Regions from separate parts of the Homo sapiens genome. Here region 2 is linked to region 1. A link is a loop called in an ENCODE intact Hi-C map of the cell type or tissue named here. Cell type or tissue: heart right ventricle. All regions are shown on one strand. Links, peaks and the distances in the headings refer to the core of each region. The heading gives the core; the rest is flanking DNA. Region 1 overlaps JAZF1 (JAZF zinc finger 1). Region 2 overlaps JAZF1 (JAZF zinc finger 1).

Region 1 (16,138 bases), core at 3,179-11,178:
TTATGCATATTACCATGTCTCATAGCCTTACCCTATTTTGAACCTCTGAGTGGTGGGGACATTTATCACTGTCTGAAATAATTTTATTTATGTGCTTTCATAGTTAATGTCTGTCTCTTGCTTTGGCCACACAAGAATCTAAGTTCCAAGCTTTGCGAATGAATATATGGAATACTGAAGAGGGAGGGTCAAGTTGTCCTGAGCACTGAATGCATTCTTCCCTCCCTGGCTCCTGCCCACCCACACCCTTACTTTTGTCTGCAGCTCATTCTAAAAGGCATTCTTGTTATTGGCTTGTTTGCAGGCATTGCCACAGGGGGGCGCTACAGCATTTGAAAAGAGACAGTGGACAAGCATCTGCAGGCAGGCACCTGTCTTTTGGGTTTGCCCAAAGCTCGGTGAGAAGTGAACTATCACTGTGGCACTCTCTTCATTTCCCCCTGAATGGGCAAAACAACCCAGTGAACGCGCCGCCTGAGAGAGCTGACTGGATTTTAGCAATGTGAAATGGTCATATACCAGGAGAAATTTTTAGTAAATTGAAAGGAACATATGTAAGTGGTAATTGATGAAGAATCAAGTTTTTCAGATAAGTTTGAAGTTATCCAATCAGTAATTTTTTTGTCTGCAACATTGTAGTAGTCTGTTTTCACGCTGCTGATAACGCTGCTGATAAAGACATCCCAAGACTGGGTAATTTATAAAGAAAGAGTTTCAATGGACTCACAGTTCCGTGTAGCTGGGGAGGCCTCACAATCATGGTGGAAGGCAGAAGGCATGTCTTACATGGCAGCAGACAAGAGAGAATGCGTCGAGTGAGGGAAACCCCTTATAAAACCATCAGATCTCGCAAGACTTACTGCCACGAGAACAGTATGGGGGAAACCGCCCCCAGGATTCAGTTATCTCCCACCTGGTCCCTCCCACAACATGTGGGAATTATGGAGCTACAATTCAGTATGAGATTTGGGTGGGGATACAGCCAAACCATATCAAACACCAAATTCACAGATGCTAATTAATGGTGGGAAGTAAGGGGTGATAAGTCACACTGAAGTATTAAAACATCAAAATTTTAAAATGCTTTTAAAAAGATTGTGCCCTTCTGTGTTCTTCCAGTGCACATGGCAACTAGAACACTTTGTAGAAACCCTTTCAGGGATATGTTTTAGGAAAGATATTTAAGTTACATGAAATAATGTTTTGATTATTTGTCTATGAATGGAAATTTCTAGATAAAAATTTCCTTTTTTTCTTTTCTTTCTTTCTTTTTTTTTTCGAAACAGGGCCTCACTCTACTGCCCAGGCTGGAGTGCAGTTGTGTAATTACGGCTCACTGCAGCCTCGATCTTCCCAGGCCCAGGTGATCCTCCCACCTCAGCCTCCTGAGTGGCTGGGACTGCAGGCACAAGTCACTACACTCAGCTAATTTTTTTGGTTTTTTTTCTTTTTGTATTTTTGTAGAGATGGGATTTCACTATGTTGCCCAGGCTGGACTTGAACTCCTGGGCTCAAGCACTCTGCCTGCCTCAGCCTCCCAAAGTGCTGGGATTATAAGTGTGAGCCACCGCATCCAGCCAGAAATTTCTAAAAGCAGTTCTATGAAGTAGTTTAAGCAGTTTCTTTTCCTTTTCTTCCCTATTTTAATTTTTTATATACTTTTAATATTGCTTATCCCTTTCTGAACAGGCAATATAACATCAAAGCTCAGTCCAACCGTGTATTTTAACTAAATAGAAGCCAAAATAAGGAGCTGTCATTTCTAAAAATGAGATCTTTTTATTTCCTTCTTCCTCTACTTTGACATTAGTTGTTTTTTTTTTTTTTTTTTTTTTTTTTTTTTTTTTTTGCCTTTTGTCCCTGAAATGGGATGTTAGAGTTTAGATTATTGCTGTCAGGTTAAAAAAAAAATTGAAACTAATTAGAAGTTGATAGTTTAAACATTGACTCCTACCCATTGAGTGCCCTTTATATATGTAATTACAGTGTCTACATATATACACAAATACAACATTGTGTTTACATATATATGTGAAGTCATATGTAATAACCCAAATATACCCTCAATGAGAGGAAAGAGAAAATATTGAAAAGTTTCCCCAAATCTAAACCTTTTCTCACTAGAAGTTGAATGTTGCCATGTACTTGTGTAATTAAGCCATCGTAGCAAATTTTCTGCTACGGTAACATACTTGGACTGCATGAAATGTTATTGCCAAGTTGATTTTACAAGGTTTTGACCTATTGACATGCTAAGGTAGAAGGTGTGAGTCTTTTAAGTTCCATTACACAGGATTCAAGGACCCATCATCATTTAAAACAAGAGAATATTTTCCAGTTGGGCCATACACACACCGACTATTCTAACAGCAATATGAATGTTGAAGTGTATTTCTGAATTTTAAAACCCCAAAGTAATAAAGTTTACATTAAACAGATTTTCCTTTGATCTCTCTCTCTCTCTCTCTGCATGTGCATATATATGTGTGTGTCTGTGTGTGTGTATATATATATATGTTATATATATATAATATATATGTATATTTAACTTACATTGAAATCTTCATTCAGGACTTTGTTTATTCAGGTTAGTATTAAGTTGATTTTAAGAGCATAAAAGAAAGTAAAACTGTATTCTCTTTTCTCAAAAAGTGGATTTAATGGGAAATACCTAAATAAAAAAAAATCTAAACTATTTTAAGAATGTTCTTAGTGGTGAAAATTGTTATGGTAGCATATTGGGAGCAAGGGAAAATGCCTCATAAATACCTAGTTTAACAACTGTGGTTTTAAATAGTCGTGAAAAATAACATGACTGTTAGGAGGAAACATTAAATATTCATGAAAATATGGACTTCTAGTTGAGACATAATAAAAAATTGAAGTTCAGGTTGACAGAAGAAAGTGCATCTCTCAAAAGTATGTAAAAATATGAATAACATTATTTCCCCTGATATAATTAGAAAAAATAGTAATAATTTTAATTAACTTTTAAGTTAAAAAACTAAAAAAAAGGCCGGGCGCGGTGGCTCACGCCTGTAATCCCAGCACTTTGGGAGGCCGAGGCGGGTGGATCATGAGGTCAGGAGATTGAGACCATCCTGGCTAACAAGGTGAAACCCCGTCTCTACTAAAAATACAAAAAATTAGCCGGGCGCGGTGGCGGGCGCCTGTAGTCCCAGCTACTCGGGAGGCTGAGGCAGGAGAATGGCGTGAACCCGGGAAGCGGAGCTTGCAGTGAGCCGAGATCGCGCCACTGCAGTCCGCAGTCCGGCCTGGGTGACAGAGCGAGACTCCGTCTCAAAAAAAAAAAAAAAAAAAACAACTAAAAAAAAGTCTGTGGAATAGAAAAAAAAATAAGAGCTTGAATAGGAAAAGAGGAAGACAGAGAATGAGGAGGTGTGGTTAAAAGTCGGGTAAGCTGGCTTTGATTCAGGTTCCACTAATTACTAGCCTATGGCCTTGGGTAGATTAGGCAGTGAAGCCGCCTCACTTTTCTTCTCTATTATGTGGGAGTACTAGTACCTGTGTTGGAGGATATTGTGATGCTCAAAGGAGATATTTTAAACAGAGTGAGTTTTTACTTTTCATGTAGATAGAATAGGATAATGCTAAGAATGCACTGTAACACTAAAATAATTTCCTTTTGGCATGTAATTGGCCTAGAATTTATACTAGAGTCTTATGCTTTGATTTAATAATGTTTAAAGTTATGAAAAATAAGATGAATGGGCAAGTTAGGCAGTTATTGAAGAAACTGGGGAAACCCAGTATTAAGATTGCAGTTTGACTGGATATTAGCATCTTCGTTAAGCAGAGAGATTTGTTGTTCATGATGAAGAAGGTGATGATGATGATAATGGCAGTTAATGTTCATTGAGTTCATAAGGTATGTTAGGCACTATAAGAGCTATACAGGCAATCTTATCCAATCTTCACTATAGTCCGATGAGGTAGGTTCAATCATTAAACTGATTTTTAAGTTGAGGAAAGTGTGGTTTAAAGAGGTTGAGTAACTTGTTAGTATCTACAGTGGATATTGGGATTGAAGCCCTGGCAGGCAACCTTGATTCTTGACTGACAATGGCACCATACTGGATTTGATGGTACCTGTGGTTAACTTCTTGGGGACCCAAATCTTACATGGACTTTTGAATCTAAATGATGTAATCTCACCACGGAGTTTCTTGTTTCCCTCACATCTCAATTTCTCTCATCTTGTATTTTACTATATGTAGTCAGGAAGAACCAAGCTCCTCTTTCAACACTTAGAAATTTCCTCAGCTAAATAGCCAATTTTATCACTTGCCAATTCTACCTTCTACAAAATACTAGTACATGAACACAGTTCAATCAAGTTCTTTGCCACTTTATAACAAGAATTTACTTTTCTTAATTATTCAATAACATGTTCCTCATTTGTCTGAGCCTTCATTGGACCATCCCTATTTCTACGACATTCTGAACAGGATTACTTAAGTGTTTTCCCAGAAGATGAAAACTTTCTATATATCTCTCCTCTTTTCTTTCTGAGCCCTCACCAGAATCACCTTCCAAAGTCCCTTCACAGCAATGTCAACATTTTCTAGCATGTACCTTCCAGCCTCTCTACGCGTTAACCAGTTCCAAAGCCACTCCCACATATTTAAGTATTTGTTAAGGCAGCACTCCACTTCCCAGTACCAATTTCTGTTTTAGCTTGGGCTATTATAATAGAATACTGGTATTTATTTCTCATGGTTCTAAACGCTGGGAAGTCCAAGATCAAGGTGCTAGCATAATTGGGTCTGGTAAGGCCCTCTTCCTGGTTTGCAGATGGCTGTGGTTTTGCTGTCTTCAAATAGTGCAGAGAGAGAGGAAGCAAGTTCTCTCAAGTCCCCTCTTATAAGAGTATTAATCCCATCATAGGCAAGGACTCCACTCTTATGATCTAATTACCTCCCAAAGGCCTCATCGCCACAGACCATCACATTGGGGATTAGATTTTTAAGTTTCCTTAAATATTCAGTACTATTATTGTTTTGCTTTCTGTTTCTGTTTTATTATTTTCCTCTTGTATTGCTCATTGGAATGCACTGTGATGACCAAGTGTATCCAAATGGGAGATTATGTCTTGGGAGCATTTTTATTCTTGTTGGAAATTGGTGATGATTGGAAATATGATGAGTATGCGCAGTGCTGATGATTTGTCCAGTGTCCTCCTAGTTTGGAGATGTTGGTAAAATAAAATTAATTGAAGGGAGGAATTAACATGAGAATCAAGCCCATTATTAGTTTAAGAATGAATTTATCCTGAGAGAGATTATGTAAACTCACAGAAACATCCATCCCTGCTTAAAACAATAAAAGAGAAACACAAGGGACAACAGAATGCAAATAGTGATTTAATGGCATAGTGGTGGTTTGGCAGGTGAAAATAACAGAGTTCTAACAGAGGAGAATCAGAGGACCAGTCCTTGGGAATGGAGACAGGCCCCCTTTTCTTTGGGAGATATTAGGACAAGGGTTGGAAGTAGAAGGAAAAGGAGACACTCCTTAAACAAACCTAGCTACACTTCATCACACACATCTCTGACTTTGATCCCTGTGGCAGGAAGCACTATTATTAAAATTGGGACTTACTGAGGTTTTCTCATGTAATTAGGAAAAGGAAAGGTGTGTTTGACAGTGGAGCCTTTAGATCTAATTACCTGCAACCTAGTTGTGGCTCAGTGGTCAGAAGGGAGCCACCAATAGCACTTATTAATGTATTGCCTAATTTCCTTATAAGGCACAGGGAGCCAGTAAGAAAGCTAGCTCCTAGTAGCAAAATATCTCAGAATCCAGAAAGGATTTAGCAATGCGGAAGAGAGACTTGCAGAAAAATGTAGAAGTTGCAGTTTTAAAAGTGATGAAACTTTCGGAACATGATACCAGTTGAAACTGCTGTTGGCTACCATGTCCCTGCACCACTGTCTCTTGCAGCAGATTGTAGCCCCGTGGTGTTAACCCTGAGTGACTGTTAAGCTCCGTGAAGGGATGTGTTTTCAGACCCCCTGGTTTTCAGGCTGTTTCTGTTAATGTAGGGCATCTAATCTGTATGAGGGGGGCAAGGATGTAGTTCAAAGCTGGCAGGGAGACATCCACTGGGAAGCAGGACTTGTCTTGGTAATTGCTTAAAAGAAATAAAGGCCCTTTGTCAAAGCCTTCTCTTTATCTCCTGTATTCCCACTAGGAAAAAAAAGTGGAGAGGAGAAAGAAAATATACAAGAATACTGATTTTGACTATTTTTTTCCTTTTTAAAATGGACATTTTCATTGATTAAGGAAAACAAAAGGAAGGAAACAAAGATAAATCTAGATTTTGGTGCTCCTTCTTTGATATAGACAAATGACCTCCTCCTTGCATTCTTCCTGATTAGGAATTTTGAAAAACCTTATGTCGACTGATGACATTCTAAAGCTCACTATCCTAAGAAAATGAGTCCTTGATAAATTTTTCTTTGCTTAGAAGCAAGAGATGATTAACTGTATGCAAAGGGTCTTCATTTTATGTGTCCTTTTTCCCCTCAGAAAATGGAGAGGTTGGTTGTTAATACAGACCAACAGTACATTTCTGAATGACGTTATTTTCTGAATTAATGCTGCACTACTCTATTTTTTTTTAAATCCTATTTTGGTAAATGTAAACTTTATATCAAAAATGAAGTAAACAAAAAGGAAAATTCCCCAAACCACCTAGACAAAAATTAGGGATCACTTTTGAGGACTGTTCTCATTCAGAGGCAGTCACGTCTATTTTGCCCTCTGAAATTAAATGGAATATGATTTTTTTTTTTTTACTTCTAAAGGGGCCCTTCCAAGATTGATTCCTAGAATAGCTCTGGCTGATGTATTCTTGAAATCAAGTGAGACCCTGTCTTACTGTCATCAACATGAATCCACCTTTTAAGGATGGTGTTGGTCCTTGGATTAGCAGCTGTTACATAATTACTTTTGTCTATCTGATCATTAATGTGTAGAGTATCCATATAACTTGTTGAAAGCTAAATAAAAACCTACTTAGGTCAGTCATTTGATGTCATAAAACTGATTGTTTATAACGTTAAAAATGTTTTAACTGAATTAAATTAAATTGATTAGTATGAGTTACAGAGTAAAGAGAAGAAAGACACATAGTAAGTTAAATAAAGGGCTCTGTGTTTTCTGAATGGTAGGAAAATTTCCCAGGGTACATCACCCTTATAATACTACTGTGGGGAAGTTGTTAACTCTTTTTAAAATTCTACTTCTAAGGATATTTGTCATCATCAGTGGTAACCTTTTCTCTTGCTTCAGATGTGTTAAGTCTTTACACTTATTAATTCTTTTATGTAGTGTTGGTAGTTTGTAGAAGGAAATTGATTTTCTTGTAATGGGAAAATCATCGCTCCTATTATGACATAAAACTTTAATTTGATGTCTCCTCCACTGACCCAAACTAATTACAGCAAAAACATGTTAACAAAGTGAGTAAAGTTCTTTCTTTCATGCATCAATTTTACTACTCAGGGCTGCCCCAGAAAGTCTTAAATGAAGGTGCTGCTCTGTTACCCTGGGACTGTGTGTGTGCACATGTATATGTGTGTCTGGAGTAACCACTGTGACAGGCAGTGAAATATAGATGCTCGTGGTGAAACTTGAACTCCTCAGATCATCAGCTCCTAAGGAGCAAAGAAATATTAAAGGGGTTTATCAGTAATGGTTAGAACACACAACAGCTGAAAACATGGGCAGAGCTTCCTCTTTAATTTGGGCAGATTGGAATGCACCTCCCCAAATGAAACGGAAACAGTAAAATTTAAAAACTTTTATGAGTACCCAGCTCAGCTGCACCTGGCTGCTCTAATTGCCTTCAACCTAGTCATTACTGGGGAGGCAAGATGTTTAGCCACCAACAGCCCTTATTAATGTATAATAGGAATTTACTTGTAAAACAGAATTATTGGGATGGCATGATGTCATAAAGACAGAGTGCTGACATTTCAGATTGTTTTATATAGGGATGTTGAATTATAATTTAGGAGTGGAATATTCTTTTGGTAATTAATCACAATTTGATACAACCCCAGTGTGGGTTAGGCATATGGATACATAGAATTCATGATTGCAGTGCTCTTCTAATAAAGGCTGTGTTTGTGCAAATGCATGTAATTCTCATGAATTATCTATGGGAAAGAAAAATCTTCTCTAGTACTTTGCAGATGTGCAAAAACTGACCACAGCAGGTGTAAATAAATGAAATGTTTCAACAAGTCTGCCTCTGGATTTCTGTAAAAATGTAAAAGCCTCACAATTATGAAGCTGCCTGCAAATTTTCTTCTTGGTATCAATGATATAAGAAATGGGATACATTAATTTTGCTGGACCTCAAACTTAGAATCTGTCAATATGGCTCTGTGATTAATGGCTACAGATTTTACCTGCCTCATAAATATAATGGGCCTTGATTACTGAGCTCAGTTTGCAAAGCAATAGTTAACATGATGTCAACACTTCCATTGTAAACCCCATTTTTGGAGGGGTTTATAACGTGGTCATAAAAAATCACGGGGGGATGACACTTTGAATATGAGGTCTTAGTCTGGGGAAACAAAGATATTTTCAGGAAAAGATTTAAGTGTTCCCTTTACCTATTTGTAGGTTTATGAAGACCTAAGCTGCATATAAAAATTTCAAGTTTTATGTACTTTAAAGAGAAACATTTTAAATAAATAGGATTTCTTATTGCTCATCTTGTTCAGTTTTTCTAAGGAAATACTGTATAGTTAGAGCATACATTTTAAACTGGAAGGGAACATTTTAAACATGGTATGGTACATATCAGAAGATATTTAAAAAATCATTCTGTATTAATGTCTTTGGGATTTTATGCCTGTTAGCCACATAAAAATCATATGTTTCAGATCTTCTCAACAAGAATACTAGGGCAAAGCTTAGTTTTTGCAAGCCTTGGAAAATATAGTATGAACTGAGCCACCTTGGCAAGACAATGTTGCACACAACAGAATACATGATACTGGGTAATTTATAAAGAAAAGAATTTATTTCTTCCAGTTATGGAGGCTGAGAAGTCCAAGGTTGAGGGGCTGCATCTCGTGAGGCCTTCCTCCAAGTGGGGACTCTACAGAGTCCTGAGGTGTGCAAACATGCCAGCCCAGGTCTCTCTGCCTCATCTTCTAAAGCCACCAGCCCCAATCCCATATGAACCTATTAATCCATAAATGTTAATCCATTCACGTCTTAAAGGCCCCACCTCTCAATACTGCCATATTGGGGATTAAATTGCAACACGAACTTTGGAGAGGATAAACATTCAAACCACAGCAGACAACAAACATCCTTTCTGACCTAGAACATAAATTGCCTCTTGTGTGAAGAGAGAGGGAGCCTGCCCAGAGCTGCTCCAAGGCCATCTCCATGTCTCCCTCCTGGGCATGGCAATGGCATGATGCTGCTTGCCCGCTGTGGGGTGGGGTCACCCTTAGAAGCTCAGGATTTGTTTTGTGCCCTTACTGACCATGGCACAGAAAGACTAAAAGAACCCATACACTTTTTAATAGCCAGTACTTCTACAAGTTTGTGAGAGCAAACTTCCTGACGGGAAGCCAGGATTAACTCTCTTGGAATTTGAGGGAGGTTGGATTGGAGGCCGTGGTCAGAACCCAAATTTTGAAGTGGGAGTTCAGCTCCCACAATGTACTTGACTTGGTGAATAGCTTAAGAGTTTTCATTTAAAGAGTCATCTCATAGTACTTTGTAATTGGTTCCAAAGCCACTAGTTGGCCTGATGGAAAGGGTTTTTGTTGTTGCTGTTAGTTTGTTTTTGTTTTGGGGATATGGGGAGACTAGATTGTGCCATAAAATCAGTAAAGCAAAATTGTTAAACCCACAATGATACTGGGCAAGTGTTAGGTTTTTCTCTTCTCTTTCTGAGAAACTCCCTCTCTTCCTTCCACCCTCCCTTGCAAGGGGGCTTTTCCACAGTCTTCAGAAGGCAGCAGAAAATGTTGCAGTGTGATGGTTACAAGACTGGCATATATTTCAGTATTGTTTGTAATGCCTGAAATATTTATCAAAATATACCCATGACATCTTCTGCCCTCATTCGATAATCCTGGAAAGAAACAAGCTATTTCACTATTTGCTTTATATTGTTAGACTTGTTGTCATAAAATGTAACATGTAAAAGCAATACCAATAATTCTTAGGCTGGCAGAAATTGTTGGATGTTCCAGCCTGCTTGAGTAATAGCACTGGGCCCTGGCATTGGGTAAGACAATGTTGCAACAATGTTACAATGTTGTAAGCAACATTTCTTACCCAATGTCAGGGCCCAATGTTTTTACTGGCTGGGTCAGCGGACAAGGCTTTTCCTTGAATAATGCTCACATAAAGAACTTTAAAAATGTATCTGATGGCCTGTGGGTTAAGGCAGCAGTAGCATTAATTGACATAGTGATAAAGAAGTTTGTAGCACTGCATTTTGAAAAATATAAAATAATACAGCACTCTTGGCACTTCATATGCTGTGTGTATTTTAGTCTTCACGGCAACCCTGTGAAGTAAGTGGTTGGTCGTGCTCTTACAGCTTTGCAAACAGCCTTAAAAAGTTTCCATACATTTTCTGAGTTCACATAGCATGTGAGCTGTGGAGCTGGGATGGGAAACAAGGTCTGTGTTATTCTGCAACCCATGGTACTCCCATTACGTATCAATAACTCATAGGTCAGGTACTAAAATATTCATAATCATGAGTTTATGCAGTAAATATCCGTTGAGTGGCTGTCATGTGGTAGGCCTTGTGCAGATTCTGGGGTTGTGATATGAGTGAGACAGCCTTAGGGTATATGCACGAGTGGGGCAGGGATACTGAGACGTTACAGGAACTTACACTTGAGGCACAAGGGCTAAACTGAGAGATGTGAACCCCAAGAGAGCATGTGGAAGGGGCGCTTGATCTAGGATTGAGGGGGTTCAGGCAAAACTTACCAGAAGCCAAAAAGCTGGAAGGCAATGGCCCCAGCCAGGTAGAGGGGATTTGGATGAGGGAAAACATTTTAATCCACGAGTACAGCAGAAGCAAAGGAGGTGAGAAAATGTGTTTCCATGAGGGACAGGCCAGAGCACTCAGTGGTGGTCAGCTCTGGAAGGGCTTTGCAATCCCAGTTGGAGGAGTTTTGACTTTCTCACAGACTGAAGGAAGGCACTGGTGGGTTCTGAGCTGGGAATGAGGTGTCCAGGTCAGCATTTGAGAAGCTGGCCCTGGCTACCTTGTGGAGCAGGGAATAGTAATGGTGGCACCGAGGCAAAGGCCCCCTTTGCAGTCACTGGGAGTGGAATTGGAAGTGGACTTTGGTGATGTTCAGCAGGTGGATGCACAGTCCTTGGGGATTTATGGGATGTGAGGGGTAAGGTTCCAGAGAGGGGCCAAGGATGGCTCATGGGTGTCTGGTGGGACATGTGCCTTTCACCCAGAAGAGGCTGCGAGGAGGGAGACCAGGGCAAGGGAGCTTCAAACATACTGCAGCGTGGGGAGCTACTGGTTATACATGTCCAATAGGCAGCTGGAGCTGGAGGAAGAGATTTGAGAGCCATCAGCATACAGATATTAACTAAAATCACAGGAGAGGAAAGACCGTGTGGTATGAGAAGAGAACCTAAGAAGATCCCCAAGGTCAAAGACTCACCAAGGGTGGACAGAGAAAAGGGAGCCTGCACAGGAGTAGAGTGAACGGGCAGAGGCGGGAGAGCAACGGGAAGCCCAGGAAGGAGAGTTCAATGAGGAACACTCCTCAGCCCAGTGAAATGTTGCAGAGAAAGCCAAATAGACAAGGGCTGCAAGGGTGAGTGACATCCTCGCCTCCCCACGCCCCCATGCATTGTCTTGAAGGAGGTGATGCTTTGGCATGATTTGTCTGAGAAATTCTACCAGGTCTTACTTCATTTTGTCAGAGGGACCTGTCTAAAGGATACTTTAGCAGGCTAAAGTTTCAAGTCTCCAGATACTTTCTCATAATCATCAAACATACTCTACTCTAAAATAGCCTAAGGACTTTTAAATAATAAACTTATTGTTATCGCAGAATGTAGCATTTTTAGGTTGAAAGTAATTTTAGAGATCAACTTATTTAGCCCCTTAATATTACTGTCAGTCATTGATTTATTCTATAAATGGTTATTAAACTCTAGTATCATCCAGGTATATAGATTAATAGTTTTACTATAGTGATCTTTTTAAGAAAGCATAAGAGTGCAGCATTTTGTGGTAATGAAAATGGCATAATATGTGAATTAATAGAAATAGAGAAAATTCAGTCCATGTTAATTTTTTTCTCTCTCTGGAAAGATGGAAACACATATAAATGCAGATTGACCCATCCTCCACAAAGTTTTGAGTATCACAAACTCCCTGGCCTTGATGTTTTATTAAATTCTTCCCTGGGGTCTTGTCCCACTTCGCTCTCTGGTGGTGTCGAGGCTTCTGGACAAGGGGAAAGGGTGGAGCAGAGGCCGCTACAATGCCCCAGGCTCACCAGCTTGTCCAAGTGCGTGGACACTGTGTTCTGTAGCCCCAGGTAACTTTTCAAGTCCCCAAAACCCCAGCTAAGCAGCGTGAAGAAGTAGAATAGCTGGGGGAATGGCGCAGCTTGCTGTTTTTTGGTGCTGGTTATGACCAAACCTTAGAAAAAGCATCTGGTGCCCCGAAGTGCTGGATGCTCTCCCTCTTGCTCCCCTCTGCAGGCACAGCCCCCCAGGCACTCCCGCACTCCTTCCCCCATGTTGGTGTTGGTTCCTCCGAGCTGGTCATCCTGTCTTCATTTACTGTTTATCTGCATGTGGCTTCCTCATCGTTATGTGATTTCCTTGGGGAGGGGCTGGCTCCATTCCAGGCTTACTGAAGAGTAACAACACTGGGCTTAGCCCTGTCTCAAAACCTTAACCTGACTGGGTCACATCCCAGAGATGTCCCCCGCTGCCCTGAGGTCAAAGAATGCAAGGCCTGCTTTATCTCTGCCAGCTGCCTTTCCTGTGCTGGTCCCCACGAGGTTTTCTTGACTTTTCCTCTAATTTACCAGCTTACTACTCTGTATCTTTTGAGGAACTTTGATGCCCTCCCTTCCCCCCTACAGGCACACCTTGCTTTACCACACTTGGCAGACAGTGCATTTTTTTTTTTGTTTTTTTTTACAAATTGTAGGTTTATGGCCATTTTCCCAATGGCATGTGCTTGCTTTATGTCTCTGTGTCACATTTTGGTAATTCTTGCAATATTTTAAATTTCATTGTTATTGTATCTGTCATTGTGATCTGTGATCGGTCATCTTTGACTTTACTATTGTAATTGGTGGTGCCATGAACTGCACCCATATAAGACGGTGAACTTAATCAATAAATGTTTTATGTGTTGACTGCTCTATCAACAGGTCCTTCCTCTGTCTCTCTTCCTCTCCCTGAGCCTGCCTATTCCTGGAGACATGGCAGTGTTGAAATTAGGCCAATTAATAACCTTATGATGACCTGTAAGTGTTCAAGTGAAAGGAAGAGTAACACGTCTCTCACTTTCAATCAAAAGCTAGCAAGGATTAAGCTTAGTGAGGAAGGCATGTTGAAAGCCAACACAGGCTGAAAACTCGGCTTCTTGCACCAAACAGTTAGCCAAGTTGTGAATGCAAGGAAAAAGTTCTTGAGGGAAATTAAAAGTGTTACTCCAGTGAACACATGAATGATAAGAAAGCAGAACAGCTTTATTGCTGATAGGGAGAAAGTCTGAGTGTTCTGGATGGAAGACCAACACAGCCATAACATTCCCGTAAGCCAAAGCCTGATCCAGAGCAAGGCCCCAAGTCTCTTCAATTCTATGAAGGCTGGGTGAGGTGAGGAAGCTGCAGAAGAAAAGTTGAAAGCTAGCAGAAGTTGGGTTCATGAAGTTTAGGAAACTAAGCCATCTCCGTAAGGTGAAAGTGCAAAGTGAGGCAGCAAGTGCTGATGGAGAAGCTGCAACAATTTATCCAGAAGATCTAGCTTGGATGACTATAAGCATTTTTACAAAGTATTTTTTAGCAATAAAATATTTTAAAATTAAGATATATACTTTTTAAAGACATGTTATTGCACACTTTATAGACTACAGTATAGTGTAAATATAACTTTATGTGCACTGGGAAATCAAAAAATTAGTGTGACTTGCTTTATTGTGATATTTGCTATTGCAATGGTCTGGAACCAGACCAGCAGTATCTCTGAGTTATGCATCTAGATTACTCCCTGATCCATGGTGCTAGCTGAACAATCAGCAGGGTTCGTAAACCGATGCTGCAGTCAATAAAGGTTATTAACAGCATATTGGATGTTGTGATGAGATTAGAAGAAAGCATTTGAAACATGGCCTACTACATAGTGAGTACAATTAAATGTTTCTAATTAAAAATTTTAGAGAGGCGCCAAGTTCTTAAGTTCCTACTCAGTTCATCAGCAAGCATGTATTGATTTGCTTGTGGTTGTCATCCTTATCATTATTTTAATATTTGCTAACCTATGGGTAAACTCTCAGGTCATTTTTGTTCAGGAGACTTGTCAGTTTTATGATTTCTCATAATGAATTCCCTTAAGTGATATTTATATTTTATTTTGCTCCTCGTGGCTTAGTTTTCCAGTATTTCTTATTCTATATCAGTGTCTGTCAGAGAAAAATGGGATTGAAGATGTATTTTGAGTTAAGAAGTGATAAAAACAGAAGCGGGAGGCAGCTCCAAGTGAAGGTGGTTGCTGTGATGGAATTTGGTGATCAGAGTCCAAGTGAGGTACATCTTTTAAATTATGCGCATGGCCGGGTGTGGTTGGCTCACACCTGTAATCCTAACACTTTGGGAGGCCCAAGCAGGCGGATCACCTGAGGTCAGGAGTTCAAGAGCAGCCTGCCCAACTTGGTGAAACCCTGTCTCTACTAAAAATATTTTAAAAATTAGCCTGGCATGGTGGTGGGCACCTGTAATCCCAGCTACTTGGGAGGCTGAGGCGGGAGAATTGCTTGAACCTGAGAAGTGGAGGTTGCAGTGAGCAGAGATCACGCCACTTGCACTCCAGCCTGGGCAACAGAGCAAACTCTGTCTCAAAAAAAAAAAAAAAAATTATGGGCATTTTAGATTTTCCATCTGTAAAGAAAGGAGGAGGAACAATGTGGCATCTCAGGTCCCTACCAATTCTAAAAGTCAGTTATTCTAGTTCTAGAGTACAGGCAAAACTATGGATGGCTTTTTGTTCCTACAATTTTTATGAACATTTTCACTGGCTTTAATATCCATGTCCAAAGTAACAGGGAAGGTAGGACTTTTCACCAATACTCAACTGATCTGCTGCTTCTCTTCTTTTCCAGTGTTTTCCACTTTTCAAAAATTTTTATCATGGACTAGTAGTGCAAGAAAAGGGGCCAGAGTATAGTGTCCGGATTCACTGTTCATAAATGGCATTACAAAAAAAACCCAAGTAGATCCTTTGAATTGTATATTTCATGTCAAGTGGCCCTCTCTCTATTCGCCTGGCAATTAAGAGTTGGTTACATGAAATTAATCTGGTAGTAATACAATCTTCAGTTCACAAAATAATTTTCTTTGCCTTTGAGTAGCAATGCAGCCTGCCTACCGCAAGAGGGCAGTGTAGGTGATTGCATGGAGATGGCTTCTGCAAAAAGAAATGACGTTTATGACACTAGTTTCCAGCTTAGAGAGCATTTTCACATGCACATATGATGGTCTCAGCAGTTCTCTGTGATGGGTGAAGCATGCATAATCGCTCCCATTTTATAGATGGAGAAACTAATGCTAGAAAGGCTTAAAGATAATTTGCATAGAGTTGCACAGCTGATAAATGCCATGCAGTGCTTGAATCCAAGTCTCTTGCCACTATACCATCCTGCCCGTAAGTGGTACATTATCATCATACGAGTGACTTCCTAATGTACAGTTGAGAGGCTGTACAAACCTAGGAAACATCTGTTCTATGGGAAAAATTCTCAATTTTTTTCATCTAACACAGCATCTTGTGAAAACTTTCAAGACTTATGTTTTCTTCTGTTCCATAAAGATGGGAAAGGCCAGGAATTATTTGTCTCATAAGTGCC
Region 2 (16,138 bases), core at 2,989-10,988, 250 kb after region 1:
TCCTTCAGGGTTGTATTGTGCAAAAGCTCCAAATAAATGGCTTTGGGCCTCATTAAAAAAGAGCAAAAGAGGCTGCCTGTTGAAGTGGTTCTCCATCCCTGCCGTCTTGCAAAGAAGTCAGTAGAGTGTATTTCAATTCGATTCTCAGCAGAGCTCTTAGCCCTTAGGAATAAAAGAGAATCCCTGCTTCCTGTCTGAGCTGCGTAACTGTGATGGGTCAGCCCTAGCAGGAAGTGTCGCATGAGCTGAAGGGCAGATGCGGTGCCTAGTACTGCGTGTGTAGGGGATCGCTTCGTCTTCCAGGAGCTACCCCACATTCTGCCGCTGGCGATTTATCCTTAGACCTCCTGGCCTTCTATGCCTCTTGCTCCCTAGCGTGAGGGTAACCCTCTTTTAGTTCCAAATTTCCCAGCTCAAATCTATAAAGAAAAAGACCTGAAATTCATTCCACTGAAGTAGAAATGCCTTAAAAGTCCAAAACGTAACCCCCGACCTTGGAGACTTCTGCATTTACTAGGCCAGTAAAGCATAAAACTAAGGGGACAGTGTTCTGCTCATTTGGGAGTGTCAGGCACTAGCATGGGGAGTGTGAGGAGCCTGTCATCGTTGCTTATTTTTGGTTTTGGCCCCAGAGCAAGTCTTCCCTGTGCCTTTGCAGCCACAGGCTGGGTTGCCATAGAACCGAGTTAATGTTCTTGCTCCGCCAACTCCTAGCTGTGAATTGTTGGGAAGCCCTTGCCCTGGTCTCTTAGGTGGGAACGCAGGGCTCCTGCTTCCAGGGTTGTAAGGGAATAGCCGTGTTTGCAGTCCCCTGGTGCCGGGAGTGCCCTCTCCCTGGGCCGTCAGCGCTGCTCTGCCACGGCCACATCTCCTGTCCTGGAAGTGGCCGGGTGAACCTGTGGGGAGATGAGCGCTCCTGACAGTCCTTGCACTTCTCTTGTCCTGCAGGCAGCGAGTATGACGAGGAGGAGGTGGACTATGAGGAGTCGGACAGCGATGAGTCCTGGACCACAGAGAGTGCCATCAGCTCCGAAGCCATCCTCAGCTCCATGTGCATGAATGGAGGGGAAGAGAAGCCTTTTGCCTGCCCAGTTCCTGGATGTAAAAAGAGATACAAGGTAACAGAGGTGCTGCATGCTTGGCATAACCACATGGAAACAGGGCAAGCTTCATGGAAGGCAGCAGCCCTTTCTTGATTTTAAAGCGAGCGTATGGGCTGGGGGGAGACACTCCCCTCTCCTGCATTAGAGTGCGTGGGCCTCACCCCTGTGTGCACACAGGTGCCCTCAAGGAAGTGCTCACCCGCCACCGCTGCTGCCGGGGCTTTCCCCTCTGCTCACCTACGTGGGAGCCTGGCAGTCAAGAGAGAGCTTTTGTAGGAGGATCATGTCTTTGATAGTCTTCAAATTCATGTCATATTGGGGGACCCATCAGAACAGAATATCAAATATGTCAACCTACTTTATTTGCCAAGCACCTTCCCCAACGGATGGCCCTACAGATGGCTCACGGGAGACCACTTTGAAGTTGTAAAAGCCCCAGATGGCTCCCAGAGCCATTTGGTGAGTGTGGAGGGTATTTAGCTTCCAGCTGAGGAAGTTCTTGCTTCCTTCCACCCAGTGGCATGAAAGGGGATCAGGAGAAAAAAGGCCTTTGATATTTTTCTCACCAAACCATCCACTTCAGCTTCAGCTGCCTGTCTGCTGACCCAGGTCTCTGAGGGCCTGGGTGTCATGGGCAGCTGGGGGTGCTAACTTTTCTAATAAGGAACAGGGACAAAACAACGAGAAACAGCACAATAGTCAAGTATGGGTCTAGAGGGCATTTTAAAAAACAAAATTGCAAACTTCCCCATGAGGTGTTAGCAGCTCTTTCACATCCAACTGTGAGCTAGGAGTATAAAAATCAGAAACATACCTGGTATGCTTGATGATATGCTAATTCACTCATAGGCTAGCAGATTGACTATTTTTTAAAGCTTAAAAAAAAAGATAGCATAAGCACTTATATTGCCCCTTCTTAAATATGTGTCTCTGAACACTAATCTATTTCAGTACTTTTCATAGCAGCTATTGATATAAAAGCATGGCACACAAATGTATCACAAAGTTAGCATTTCTAGGTTTCACCTTCCCTAGGTACTGTTACAATTCCATCATGCAAAGTCCAGATGCTCATTGTTTAAACTGAAATGAACTCCCAGGATGCAGATGTGAGAAGCCTCTGAGGGCTGGCAGAGGAGCGCTGCATTTGGGTCAGAACAGGTCTCAGGACGCATCTGTACATTCTGTGTCAGAGGCGTGGAGTTGGGAGAGGAGGGAAGGGCTGCTCAGGGGTTACCTTGGGATACAAAACATCCACAGGATTGTTGGACAAGCCCATTTTTCCAGAGGGCAGCGCTTCATTGCAGAAAGAGACTTTTTCCTTCTTTCTTGATTTGTACAGATAAGGCTGTGACTGGCCACTGCCTGGGCTGGGGCTGGTTCCCACCGCGTCTCCCCCAGCTGTTCCTCCCCACCACTGCGGTCTTGCTGCCTGCTCTCCAGGGCCAAGCACCAGGCCGGGGGTGTCTTGCACCTCGGCCATGTTAAAAGCGGGAGCCAAGTAATGACCTGTACTCGGCTGACCCGCCAAAAAACAAAGGAAATACAAGCTACGCCCTGGGTTCTGGGCACAGGGTGCAGGGGAGGCATCCCCTCTCTCCCACCTCCAGCTCCATCCCCTTTTCTTACTCGCATCCTTTCCTCCTTGTCATTTCTGTTTTGTCTTTTACTTTTCCTTTGCTTGGGTTTCTGGCAGTTTCCCCCTTCCGTTCTCTGTGTCTGGGTTGGTGGGGGCTTTTCTGAGTGTTCTCTCTCCACCCAAGGCCACTGAGAATTCAGTGAGCCTTGGGCTGAAGGGGCTGCTGGCTCCAGCCCCATTAACTGGCAGGTGACATGGGTGGCAGTTGGTGGTCCTGATCCCACGAGGGAAGCGTGAGTTTCCTTTTCTGGCCAGAATGCCAGGTCATGATACACAGGGCCATAGCAGGCTTGTGACCACACCTGTGACCAGGCGCTGGAGATGAGCTGCTCCTACATCCCAAAGCTGGCAGCTGACTCTTTCTGCCCCGAAGTTGCTGGCTGGAAGGCAGGGCTGTGCTCCAGTGCGATTAGTATTTCATCTTATTCACAGCATCATTGCTGGCTTGGGTACTGGAGAGAAGAGGGTGGGATAAGCTGGGTACTGTGGACTCGGGCAGAATCCAGAAGTGCTACCACCTCATTTGTTCTCAAGGCAAGTCAGACTTTTCTTATTCCCTGCTTGCTGCTGGCAGCAGTCTCTGCCAGCCAAGTCTCCTGGGCACTGACCAGGATCTACAGTCCTCACCATTTCATTGGCATTTACGGATCAGACAGAAGATGAGGTACCGAACTCCCAGACCTCATGCAGAGCAGGGAATGGGAGAAGGATCCCACTGGTAAGGCCAAGTCTCCACATTTCCTTCCCATGTTAACTCCTTAGCCTAGGACGCTCCCTGCCCTTTGTAGAGGAAAAAATAATGTTTTCCTCAGTCATCATAAGTTCTAGTTGCAACAGATTCTCTCTAACAAAAGAGAGATTAACAAGAGAAAAACAGTTTATCAACATGTGTATTTCATATACACACAGGAGACAAGACACCCAGGGAATGGGCAGTTCTCATAGCTTATACAGCATCTTCAACAAAGAACAGTTAAGTACATTTTTAGAGAAGTAACAAAGGAAAAGGGCTTTGAGTCTCTGGAAGCAGCAACTTGTGGAAGGAAAAAAGAAAAAAAAAAAAAAGGCAGACAAAGTCCTGTTAGTGTATTAGCTTGTTAATGTAGATTCCTCCAGTACCATCTCCAGGCCAATAAGAGTCTGAAGTCCTCTTCATTGGTTAACCTTTGATCTCCCCAGAAGAAGTGGGAGTGGGCTTTCTTCTGACTTTGTAAATTTGTGTCCTGTTTTGAGGCACACAGAGGGAGAGCAGGGAGCCTCCTTCCTGCATCTGCTGCTGCTGAACTGCCTTCGGCTAAAGAGTCCTTAGGGCAAAGAGGCATTTTTGGGTTGCATATTCGGGTCCCCTGTCCCTTCCTCTCTCCCTCAGTATCTCTCATTTTAATTCCACTCCTTTCTCCAGCACAGCTCCAGTGCCTCCACCTCTGGGACCCCTCACCAACCTCCCAGACTTACTCCCCTCTCCGCCCCTCATAGGTCAAGTTCTCATCCTCCCCACATGCTCTTTCTACATTGAGGCGCCATTTCCCTTACTGCTCCCATAACCCGCAGAGCTCACTGTCCCTCCTCAGCACCCAGCACATGTCTCAGATGTGACAGATGCTCTGAGGGCAAAGGAATCAAGGTGTAGCCCATGGGAACGGGGAAATGTGGGCTCCCCACTGAGCCCCAAAGCCATGGGAGGATTCTTTTCCTTTGTATCCTTCCCAGAGGCGTTCCAGGCCACAACCACTGAGCCCACCACCCTTGCCCTGCTCATGCTCGCCTGAATTCAGGGAACAGAGAGGACTTCCCTTCCTTATAATGCAGATAGGTTTAAAAGATGGGTTGAAGTGCTTAACCTTTGATAATTTTTATGTTAGAATGGTGAGGATTAAGGCATTTTTAAAGTTTTTTTGTTTTGTTTTGTTTTAAGAAATGTTACACAGAACAATACCCCGCCCCCCAAAGTTCCTCTGGAGTCCTCTGCTGCAGAGAGGTACATTGATTGTTTCAGCAACAGAGACAGATCCAGATACAGTGTCCCATTTTCAAACACTGAGAAACATTTAATGATGAGGGAGTGCTCACAAAGTAACATTGAGTGGAAAAAAGGTATTGAGAGAGAGAGTGTGTGTGTGTGTATGAAAAAATAGTGAAAAGAAATACCTCAAATATTAACAGTGATAGTGTCTGTTCTTTTTTATCCTCTTCTGTGTTTTCTGAATTTCTGTAATTGTCTAACTGAACATGTTATTTAAATGACTGAGGGAAGAGGCAATTCTTTTTTTCCTGAAGACCCCACCCAACTTGCTGGACACAGTGTGTGCTGCTGTGCAGTGGCCAGTAGGGAACTGCGTGCACCTCAGCCTCCTGCTTTCTGGGGCTGGTGAGGTGTCCACACTGCTGCAAGTGGTTTCACTTTTAACCCCCACCATTACCACTACTACCATCCCCAATTTGTTTTCTTACTCTTCTTCCTCATCAAATCCCCAAGCAACTTCATCTTCTCCGCTGTGTACAACATCCAGGCCCTGGGAAATTGACCACTGGGCTTATCTAGGGCAAGCGTCACATGTTGTACACATGAAGGCCTGAGTACTGACAACAAAGATCCCATACAGGTAAGGACAGGATGGCCCAGCTCAGCATCTGGACTTCAGGCCTCATGATTTGATTTGGAGTAGACTTTTTAGAAAAGCCTTTAAGTCGCCTGCTGTCTATTGACTGGCCTAATTCCATCAGAGGGGACAGGTAGTTCCTAATGGTGGAACCCCCCCCACCTAAGTTCTCCTTTCTACCTCCTACCTTCCCACTTTCTTCCCTTACTAGCTTGATGTCAGAGCATCACTTTGAGAAAACTCAAAGACAGTTTTCTCCAGACTATTATCCCAATCCTTCCTCCCAACTGGTAAGATTTTTCAAAGACCACTAGCTGGTTGTTCTAATTAACGAGTACCTAGCACATTAGGAGACTAAATGAGGAAATATGGACTATGGATTGGACATCCCTGGGTTCCTATTCCAGTTCTGTAATTTACCAGCCATGTGATCTTGGCCAAGTCACTCACCTTCTCTAGGAGTCAATTCTCTCATCCAGAACATGAGTATTAAATAAGGCAATTGACATCAAGTACCCAGTATGGTAAGCTCTTAATAAATGTTAGCAACTTTCCTTGCCCTTTTGAAGCTTGATTCCATTTTTTTCAAAGACCAAAGAATTTCAGCAATTTCAGCATTTCAGGTTTCCGGCCATTATTTATTTTTTTTTACTAATATTTCTGAAAGATCAAATTTGTTTCAGGACTGATGAAATAAACTTTGGTGGATCTTTTCAGAGCTCCTCTGGTCTTGTAAAGAGGACGTTCCCGCGGCCTGTAACTGAATGGCTGGATGGAGGAAATGTCTTAATAGAGTCTCACTTGACCTTGTACTAACATTTGCGATAAGGGCAACCCACTGACGCTTGTCAACATTTTTTAATCACAGCAGCAAAGACAAAGGAGTGATGGCACAGCAGGTTCTCTGACCAACCCTGGAAATACTTTATGTTTCTAAATGTGCTTCCTGATTTTTCCAGAGTCATAAAGCTGATGTGTGTGTGGTGTTGGCTGTTTTCTTCACAGTCTCATGCCAGACACACAACATAATGTTTACATTCAAGCTGTGAATGGGCCACAGCGCCTGCCGGAATCCCCTCAGCCCTGGCTTGTCCTTCTCTTGGTGAACGACAGATCTGGCTTCACATTGGACTGGCTTTTATGGCTTTAGCAATTTCTGGTCTTAAATCTTTTTTTTAGCCTAATTAGTTATAAAAACCTCAGCCCTCAATGGAATGGCTAAGCCCTGATACTGTTAAGAGTTGCTGTGCCTTTTTGTTTCTTGGTTAATGCTTTTCTATTTTTGGTTTCCTCTATTTTCTGACAAGGTTTGAATGGTTTTGGGGCACAGAGGTAGCTGGATTATTAATGAGCTGTCCTGCATCAAGTTCCCCATGAAAACAAGGACATGAAATATTTTAGTAGCCCTTCATCCACGGAAAAGGACCCTGCTAGGTGCTCAATATTCGTTGAGCTATACATGGGATATTACTAAGCAGGCAGGTGCACATTTCTAGCATTTGTAACCCAGGATACTTTCCACCATATTAAAGTTGAAAGTCTTTATCTAATGGTCATAAAACTAACATTCACTCTCTTTCTGTCTCTCTCACACACACAATACATGGCTTAAAACAATTATCTTTTACAGTTCTCTGGGCTGCCTGGTTCAACAAGGTGGTTCTCGCCTGGGGTCTCATGCAGTTGCTCTAAGACACCAGTTGGGGCTAGAATCATCTGAAGGCTCACTTGGGCTGGATACACACGTTGGCCTCTTCACTCATGTGCCTGGGCCTCGGAGGGGATGGAACCGCCAGGGACTGGCAGGGCATATCTACCCATCTAACATTTCAGTGGGTCTGATTCTACCACCACCACTACCCTCCCCTTTCCTGCCCCAGTAGGCTCTGAAACCCCCAACATGCCTCTTAACAAGACTGAAGTACCTTATGTTTGAAAGGATTGATGCTGGAAGGACAGGGCTGAGGTGCAGAAGGCCTGGAGCCAGGTGTTCAGGGGAGAGTGTTTGTCCTTCTGCTTCAAATCACTGGACAACCTTCAGACTCTGAGCATAGCCAGCTGCTACTTGGCACCCCTGGGTTCAACAAAGTCCAGCAGAGTTCTCTTCCAAGGACTTTTAAAAAAGCATTCATGTGTACTGCACATCTCTAGTGTAGTAATCACCACCACGTTTATATTTAGTAGCAACCCTTCTTCCAGACTAGTGAGGCGTGAACTTGGGAAGTGCTGTTGTAACTTCATTCACTCACAAAGACTTAGCATCGACAATGTGCCAGGCACTGTGCTAGGTATTCATGAGACAACAGCAGGGAGCTGTTTTCTGGGAGCTCTTTGAAGGCATCCCATGAAGAGTGGGAACAATTTGTGTTGGAATCCTTCAGTTGGGCAAGGGACTGGCTCTAGCAGGACTGGATTTAGGTAATATTTTAGGAAACAGCTCACTCTCCTAAAATCTGTGCTTTTTGTTTCAGGCTGTCTCTTCTGTGTTCCCTTACTCTCTAATCTGGCAATTGCTGACTTGGAAATTAAGACCTATCTCAAATACCACACGTCCGCCGTCCCTTCTTAGATCTTCCACCAGTTACTTACTACCCTCAAGCCCATTTCCTCACCATTTAATTGGGATGAGGATTACTGGTGGTTAAAACTGTAGAGAGTGACTCTTACATAGAATACGGAATCTTACATAGAATATGCTGGTGAACTAGCAAAACCGACAAACAGAAATTTAGAAAGCATTTTGATAACTTTAGTATCCAGATGCTAAGAAGTCCAATCTTAGTGACTAACATTATATAACCTTAAATTTTTAAAGTTCATTGTATGTTTGGAATGTAATACTTAAGGTAAGGACTAGTCTGACTACAGGTGCTTATTAAACATGTACAACTGTACGGCGGGGACAAGATTTGGGCAACAAGTAGCTCCCACAGTGGCATCAGAGATACTGGCTTAGTGCAGAGCAGAAAACTGACAAAAACTCTGGTTAAGGCATGGTAGGGAACTGTTAACACAGTTATCTAGAAGCAAGCTGTAAATTGAGTTTCCAAATCAAAAATTTCTATATGTTAAACTTTTGGGATATGCCCTGATGTTTTTCTTTAGAAAGATATTTTGTTGGTCATGCTGAGGATATTTGTGTAGGATTGTTCACTGTTAACTTTCTTTAGAGTGGAAAAGATTCAGAGGATTTTCTTTATACAGTCTGTAAGTCCTAAATATATATTTTATATAAAATTGGAAGAAATCAGTACTTTCATTTTCAGAGTAATTGAGGCACATCTGAAATTTTGAGTCAGCTGTGTGTGTGACCATCCGTACAGCCCATGACCGACACACCAGAATGTCCTTGAAGGGTCCCAACTGGAGTCCTTGCAAAAGACTACACTCTAAACAGCTGCCATCCAGGAACTGCAATCCAGACCCAAATTGAGGTTTCCGAAGTTTGACAGGTATCCTGTGAATCCATGTAATAAATATTTTTGTCTTCTCCACAGAATGTGAATGGCATAAAGTATCACGCTAAGAATGGTCACAGAACACAGATTCGTGTCCGCAAACCATTCAAGTGTCGCTGTGGGAAGAGTTACAAGACAGCTCAGGGCCTGCGGCACCACACAATCAATTTCCATCCCCCGGTGTCGGCTGAGATTATCAGGAAGATGCAGCAATAACATGCTGGTCATAACTGTGCCAAGAAATCCTCACCAGCAGTTGCTGATTTTGAAAACAGCCACCTTTTTTCAGGGGAAGCATTCAGCAACCCTTTAAAGAAAAAGAATTAAATGCATGCTTTAAATTTTTTCTGTAATTTTGGAATGATGTATCTTTGTAGAGTTAATGATTTTGTACATTTGCACATGTAATCATCATACCCATTTTCATTACTTTGATATAAGGTGCTAAACAAAAAAAGCTCTAGGTTCTTCAGCACATTTCCCCCAAAACAAAATAAAATTGAGGGCATGTTGCATATTGTTGAATTGTATTGCGGTGGTATCAACCTGGGGGGAGGAGGGGCTGGCACTGAGATTTTTTTTTCAAGATTGTAATGTGATTGAAGTTTTCAACACATCAACTCACATATGTTCAAAACCAAAATAATACCTTCATTATCAAACTGGTTACCATGCCTTACATAATGGAGTTAGTATTTGTGAGTAGAAAGACTTTAGGTAATGGAAATATAAATAAGAAAGAATGTTTAACATAATATGCTAAAAATATTTTCATATTTAAATAACATACGTAAAGGTGTGCTTTCTGTGTTTTATATTATCTTGCAAATCCTTTTGCCCTTTAAAAAGCTGAAAATCTTGCCATCTGACTTACTAGTCATTTTAGTGTTATAAATGGCATTTTGTACAAAATAGTCTATTCAGTTCGTTCATTCATTTAACACACATTGATTGAGTGCCTGCTGGGTACAAGGGATTCAATTTATGCCTATTGATATCTGCGGACCAAGATACCCATTTAGTGAAATACTTTTTTCCCTGAAATCTGTTAGAAAAGACTTTGAAATACTTCAGTGCAAAGTGTGTGTGTGTGAAGTTTAGTTATATCTTCATCTTCAGATGAAGTTTTAAAGCACTTTGTAGTTCTCTATTGCCAACAATTTAATGTTTATGTGTTGCCAATTCTTGCAACCACTGCCCTACCAAACCTGTGGGTTGCAAATCAGAACTAAAATTCTAAGCACGTTTCAAAGATGAACACTTTTGTTAAGACCCCTATTGCCTCTTCTTCATGCTCATTTTTTACTTTTTTTAAAAGGTACTTTTCTCATCACATTGTAGAGAGGTCTGCATTCTCATTGGAAATGTCTGTTTAGCTTTATAAAACAAACACTTTGCTGAAATAGGAAAATGAGCCTTATTGACAATTAAGTGCTTCTTGCAGCAGGTGGTCAAAGAAAAGCATGACTAATACGACCTATTAGAGTAATCTACATCTGGACCATTCCTTAAGTTTTTCCTCACCGACAGTACCATCATGCCTTGAGTGTTCTTTTCTCCCAAGTGCTATTCCTTAAACACGAGAGTTTACCAGTTGCCTAATAATGCAATAAAAAATGCTTTGAGATAGCTAACTGCCCATAAAACAAACTCAAATTGCTTATAAAGTTTCTTCCCATGTTCCCATTTGATGAAAAGTCTTACATCACATATAACTGGGAAGCAGGGGTCCCTCCTCAATTTTCAGACATTTTGAAAGGATGACAGTTCTGTTTGTTAGATGAGTAAACCTCTATATTCATAAGTTCTAAAATCCTTCATTATGAGGGATTCAAAGTATTTATAAAAACACTGCCCTCTAAAAATTTCCTCAGATCTGAAGTATGGTCTTGGTCCTGAATATACAGTGTTATCCTATGTTTAAAAGGGTGATCCAGACATGAGACGCAACTAGTTGGTGCATAAGAAGGCCCCACTTGGCTATTTCATATCTACCTACAATTGACCAAAAAAAATTTTTTAGGCCAGCAATTATTATTTAGCTTCGCTCTTTCTAGTGCAAGAAACTGCAGGCTGGATCAGTAGTTCAACAGCTAAACAGTCATAAAATAGTCATTGTGCATGTTAAATTTCTTTCAATGCTTTCAAAGATAAATTCCAATTTCTATTTACTTATTCATTGTGACAGTATTACTAAACAGGTAAGGATGGGAATATTTTGTTATACTGTGTATAGTGAATGTATTGTACTGTGTCTGTGAAAACTGTGCTTTAAATTATATTTTCATATGTTTTGTTGGGGACAGAGCACATTAAGTCTGAAAGCAACAGAGGTTTGTTTTAGAACTGAAGGCAATTTAATCAAAATTCCTGTCAAGAAAAGCTGCTTATAAATGTAAATGAAATCACATTTAAAATAAACTGCCTCTGACCCAAAAATAAATATGGCTCTTTATTTTCCTTAGTGTCCATTATGAAAACCAGTATCAAGTTTACCATGGAAATTAATATATCCATTCAGTTCCTCATTCTAAGGCTGTTCAGTTGATGCATGTAGACTTTATTCCCTTACATTTTTGCTTAGATTAGATTAGGCTGTATTACTTTTCTGTCAATAACAAATTAAGCTTGGACTTACTTACTTAAACTATTTTAAAATAAGTTCTAGGCTAGTAAGATGAACAGTGTCTACTACTATAATAAATATTCCAAGGATACTTTTGGATTAACATGGTCCATAATTATTAACTCCAACAAAAATGCTCCCATTGTTGAACATATTTTACCTAAGTATATAACCTATCTGGAAGCTGAAAGTCTCCAAAGCTATTGCTTCCTAGGACTGCTGTGTCCTAACAGCTGGCATATGAATGCCTCATACTGGTTTGCCCTAGACTCAAAAAACTTTTTAAAGGATTCTAACAATATACAAACTCTGCTTCCACAAACAAATACAAGTGACGACATGATATGCTGCAGTTCACATATAGCAACTCAAAATGCCACCAAGTCTAAATATTAGGTTAACATCTTCAATAGCTAGTTTGCTCAGAACAAATGTAAACTATTTTGATGATAACTACAAAAGCGGCAAAATCAAAAGTTGGTGCTTTAAATTATTCACACGCACATTATAAAAGGGAAAGGGAATACAATTCAGAAGTATTTTAAAGGCCCAAACCAAAAAAAGATGTTCAAGATGCTAGATTAATGAAAAACTTTCACAAATAAATTTGACAACAATGAAATTACAGATCTTGAAAAATGTGTCCTCTTTCTTTAATGTTAGTGACAGTTCTATACAGCACAGACATAACTGAAGAAACACATTACTTTGATTTGGGTTTATGTATTGTACTTTTAATCACTTACTGAGAATATTTCAAATTTATATTCTCATCAGGAAAATGTAAAAAAGATACTGATATATATTCTATGATTTTTATGCCACAAACACCCCTGTTATGAGATCATTTAATAGGAAAACAATTATACTGACATCTCTTGTTCCATTTTCCCATTAGATATATACATACAACTTCAAGATAGTTTAAAAATAATCATTCAGGTTATTCTAAAATTTTGCCATAAAATTAGCAAAGTATGCCTTCTGTTAATTGCTAAAACCAATATTTCACATATAAAAGCATGTGATCTCATTCTACATGCAGCTCCATTTCTGAAAATTAAAAACCTATCATTTCATGGGCTAAATTATAGAACTTTCTATATTCGAAGAACTACTTCATAAGACTGTTATGACAAATGCTTTTTATTACATAATATTTAGTAGTCATGCTCAATCAACAAGGTCAACAGAAACTTGTGAATATTCTGCTAAATAATCTAGCACACTAATACATACACGTTTTTCAGTGCAGTAACATTGAAATAATCCTTGTATCCTTTATTCAGACAGTTCTGCAAACTAGGGAATAAATAAAGATACGAACACACAAGAACTTTTTTTTAAAGCAGGTAAGATTAACAGAGATTAAAATTTATTGATAAGCCAAAGACTGACCCTGATCCTAGTAACACCAAACTCAAAGTAGCTCCTGGTCAGAAAGTGCAGTAAAGGGTGCATGAAAGCATCCGCTCTATGGTCTCCTCAGTGGTCTATTTTAGGTGTGGTTTTTTTTTTTTTTTTTACTGCTAAACTATATTAACTCATAATAAAAAGTAACTAGTCAAAATTTAGAACATTCTGATCAAAATGGGTCTGCACATGCCTTTCAAACACCTGCTGGTCATAGTCAGGAGGGAACTGCTCGCTGCACATCGGGCACACCTTCCAGTGACTTTCAACATGTTCTTCAAATTTGCTCTGATCATAGTTAGGAGGAAACATTAACTCACAGAGGGGACACTTCTTGTGAACATCAAAGCTTAAAGAGAAAAATGAAAGAATTACATGTTTCTAATAAATGTAGAACAACAACTTGTCCATATATGACAAGGTTCCATTTATCTAGTTAGCTGATATTCATACTAAACAACCTACCTTAAAAGTCTTTACTCCAGAAACATTTCTCTGCTTCTAAATGCTTGCTGTAGACAATTGTGTAACCCATTTATAGAGCCTCTAAATTCAATTTTACAATTAGATTAACAAAACCGTTTTTCCCCCTTAAAACCTCCCAAATCCAATCACAATTACGTGAAATTAGTACCAAGAATTCTTCCACGTTTAACAGAAAATGCCTTTTGTAAGACTGTAAGGATAAATACAACTCATAACTTCCCACCAGTGCATTTGGTTTAATAGCAAAGTTTTTATGGCACTGGTTCTCAAATGCTTGTATGCATCAGAATCAGTCGGAGGACATGTTTTTGTTTTTGGCCAAAAATACTGTATTTTTAACCAGCAAGATCATTGGTGCATTATTATACAACATTAGGTGTTTTTTGCAAAACTAGTTCCCATCCCCAAACAACAGACAATACATGCATTTGAATGACATTTTAGGAACAGTAAATATTCTTTTAAATACTGCAAGTTAAAAATGTTTTCTGACAAAACTCCCTAAATCGGAGGACATGTTAAAACACATATTGCTGGGCCTACGCCTGGTGTTTCTGGTTCAGCTAGGCCAGGCCCTACACATGTGCATTTCTAATGAGTTCCCAAGGACCACCTTTGAGAACCACTGGCCGATATAACCCAAATTCTACAAAGTAAAGAAGAAAACTACCTGGAATCAAAGCAAAAGCCTGTCCCATGCCCACGTAAATGTTGACTTGGAGGATCAGGAGCAGTAGGCACATTCTCATCTTCCTAGGGGAAAAATAATTTTGGAACTTTTAAGAAAAGTAAAACCAAATATAAATTCCTTAATTCAATCAAGCACATACTGACAGTATAAAAGAAGATTACACTTCAGGAAATTTTCTCTCTGCTATCATTTAATTAGACTTTCAAATAAACATGTTTGAAACTTTGCAGAGTATTTCACTATAAACTAACACTGTGGTGTTCTTGAAATAAAAAGCAGTATTCAGAGGAATAGAGACATACCATTTACACATACCATTTACCATACCTGTATGTGTAAATGAAGCTGAGAACAGTAGACCTTTTCAAACCTATATACGTAGGTAACTTTTACTGACTTTATCATTCTGCAGACTGGGTGACCAGTTTTTTGCTTTTTTTTTTTTTGAGATGGAGTCATCACTCTGTCACCCAGGCTGGAGTGCAGTGGCGCGATCTCGGCTGACTGCAACCCCTGCCTCCTGGGTTCAAGCAATTCTTATGCCTCAGCCTCCTGAGTAGCTGGGATTATAGGTGTGCACCACCATGCCCAGCTAATTTTTGTATTTTTTAGTAGAGACAGGGTTTCACCATGTTAGCCAGGCTGATCTCAAACTCCTGGCCTCAAGTGATCCGTCCTCCTTGGTCTCTCAAAGTGCCGGGATTTCAGGCGTGAGCCGCTGTGCCTGGCCCTACTTTCAATACTGTCAGACTGCATTATTGTCCCAAACGTTCTCATTTAATAACTGTAAGCTTAATTACAAGAAAGACAGTCTCTCTGACAAGATACATCCATTGCATGATATACAGAAATCATAATGAAAAACTAATAAAGTATGTGTGAGTTTGTATATGCATATTCTTGGGGAAGCAAGTCCAACTGGATTAACACGTGTTAAAGCAAAGCAATGCACTAAACTACAAGCCTCAAAACTCTGCTATAGAGGAACAAAATCCAAAGTTAAATATTTCAGAGGTTGTCAAGTGAGACTTCTAAAAATTTGTGCATCTAGTTTTCATCACAAAGAAAACACTGATTTGGATTCCCATGGCTGCATCCCAGCAGTTTTTAGAGATCTGTACGTGCTACATCAACAGCCAAACACACAGGCTCATTTAACACTGAAACCAGGCACATCATCTAAATTGCCTATTTCCTTTTTATCTCTCAGCAGCCGTTAGCTGCTCTCATGTCATGAACTAACAGCATATCCCCAAGCGCAGCCGGCACTGAGGAAGCCTTTATGTTACTGGGTAGGCATGCTTGCCCCAGAGCTGCTATTAATGGGTCAGTTAAGTCTGTCATGGGAAGGAGCACCAAAAAAAGTATATATGGTGTGAAGTGCAACGTGAACAAACAAAAGACAAAATGAGTATTTCTAGTACTTGACTATCCTTCTGACAATTTTCCCCTCTTGAAAAGTAAAAGAAGGGGTAAAATACTTCTGTTTATCTGTGAGTCCCATAGGATATAACTGAGCAAAAGGAAAACGGGACAGATAACCTAATGGGGGATTAAATTGGGAGATAAAACACGAATACTTTATATACTTCAAAAATTCAATCAAGTAACTAAAATCCAGACAGCTTTTAAGTCTGTAGATACAAAGAAGGAAGATGAGAAAGTAGTTGAATCTGCTGAGCTTAGTATGTAGGACAGTGAATTCTGATTTTGTGCCAGGTTACTCTAGCTCCCAGATTTAGGCCTCCCAGCAACAATCTTTGAAACACTGAGTATACTTAAATAACTACAAAACAGTGATAAGGAACAAAATTTTCTCACTCATCTTTGAAAAAAAAATCCAAAATATTGAAATGCTGAAGAAAATAATTGGAAAAGATAAAATGGGGCAGGTCTTGATATTATATTTTTTAGAATTTTTAACGACAAATATTTAAAATAGAATACAATTTTCTAGGGGCCAAAAATGTAATGGAACCAAAAGTCTCATAACCTCCTTTTCCTGTTTTATAATAGCTAACAGCCTACACCAATTTACTGCTTCCATGAATCAGCTAACAGTAGAGTTTGTAGCTAAGGTTCCAGACTCAGACAAACTGTCAGACATGTTAACCCTGCTCGT

What was found. Peaks named below come from ENCODE experiments on the same cell type or tissue, not always from the same donor. Only the 100,000 strongest peaks of a DNase experiment are listed, where the experiment ranks them.
Region 2: it touches region 1 in a loop (4-fold over the local background); 3 of 110 quality-filtered maps call a loop at or near these places.

The regions. Positions count from the first base shown.
Region 1 is chr7:28,078,002-28,094,139 of GRCh38, reverse strand. All of the region lies in intron 1 of JAZF1 (JAZF zinc finger 1), which reads left to right. Among named protein-coding and RNA genes, the nearest start is that of JAZF1-AS1, 94 kb to the left of the region's middle. RefSeq lists an enhancer at 15,988-16,138. In heart right ventricle, for the core only: no CTCF peak of the experiment used is centred there; no DNase peak of the experiment used is centred there.
Region 2 is chr7:27,825,678-27,841,815 of GRCh38, reverse strand. JAZF1 (JAZF zinc finger 1) reads left to right here. Exons shown (of 5, transcript NM_175061.4): 4 at 949-1,118; 5 at 8,840-11,239. The coding sequence ends at 9,016. TAX1BP1 (Tax1 binding protein 1) reads right to left here. Exons shown (of 17, transcript NM_006024.7): 16 at 13,996-14,078; 17 at 12,049-13,188. The coding sequence ends at 12,987. Among named protein-coding and RNA genes, the nearest start is that of TAX1BP1-AS1, 93 kb to the right of the region's middle. In heart right ventricle, for the core only: no CTCF peak of the experiment used is centred there; a DNase peak (open chromatin) is centred at 7,359; H3K27ac peaks cover 2,933 bases.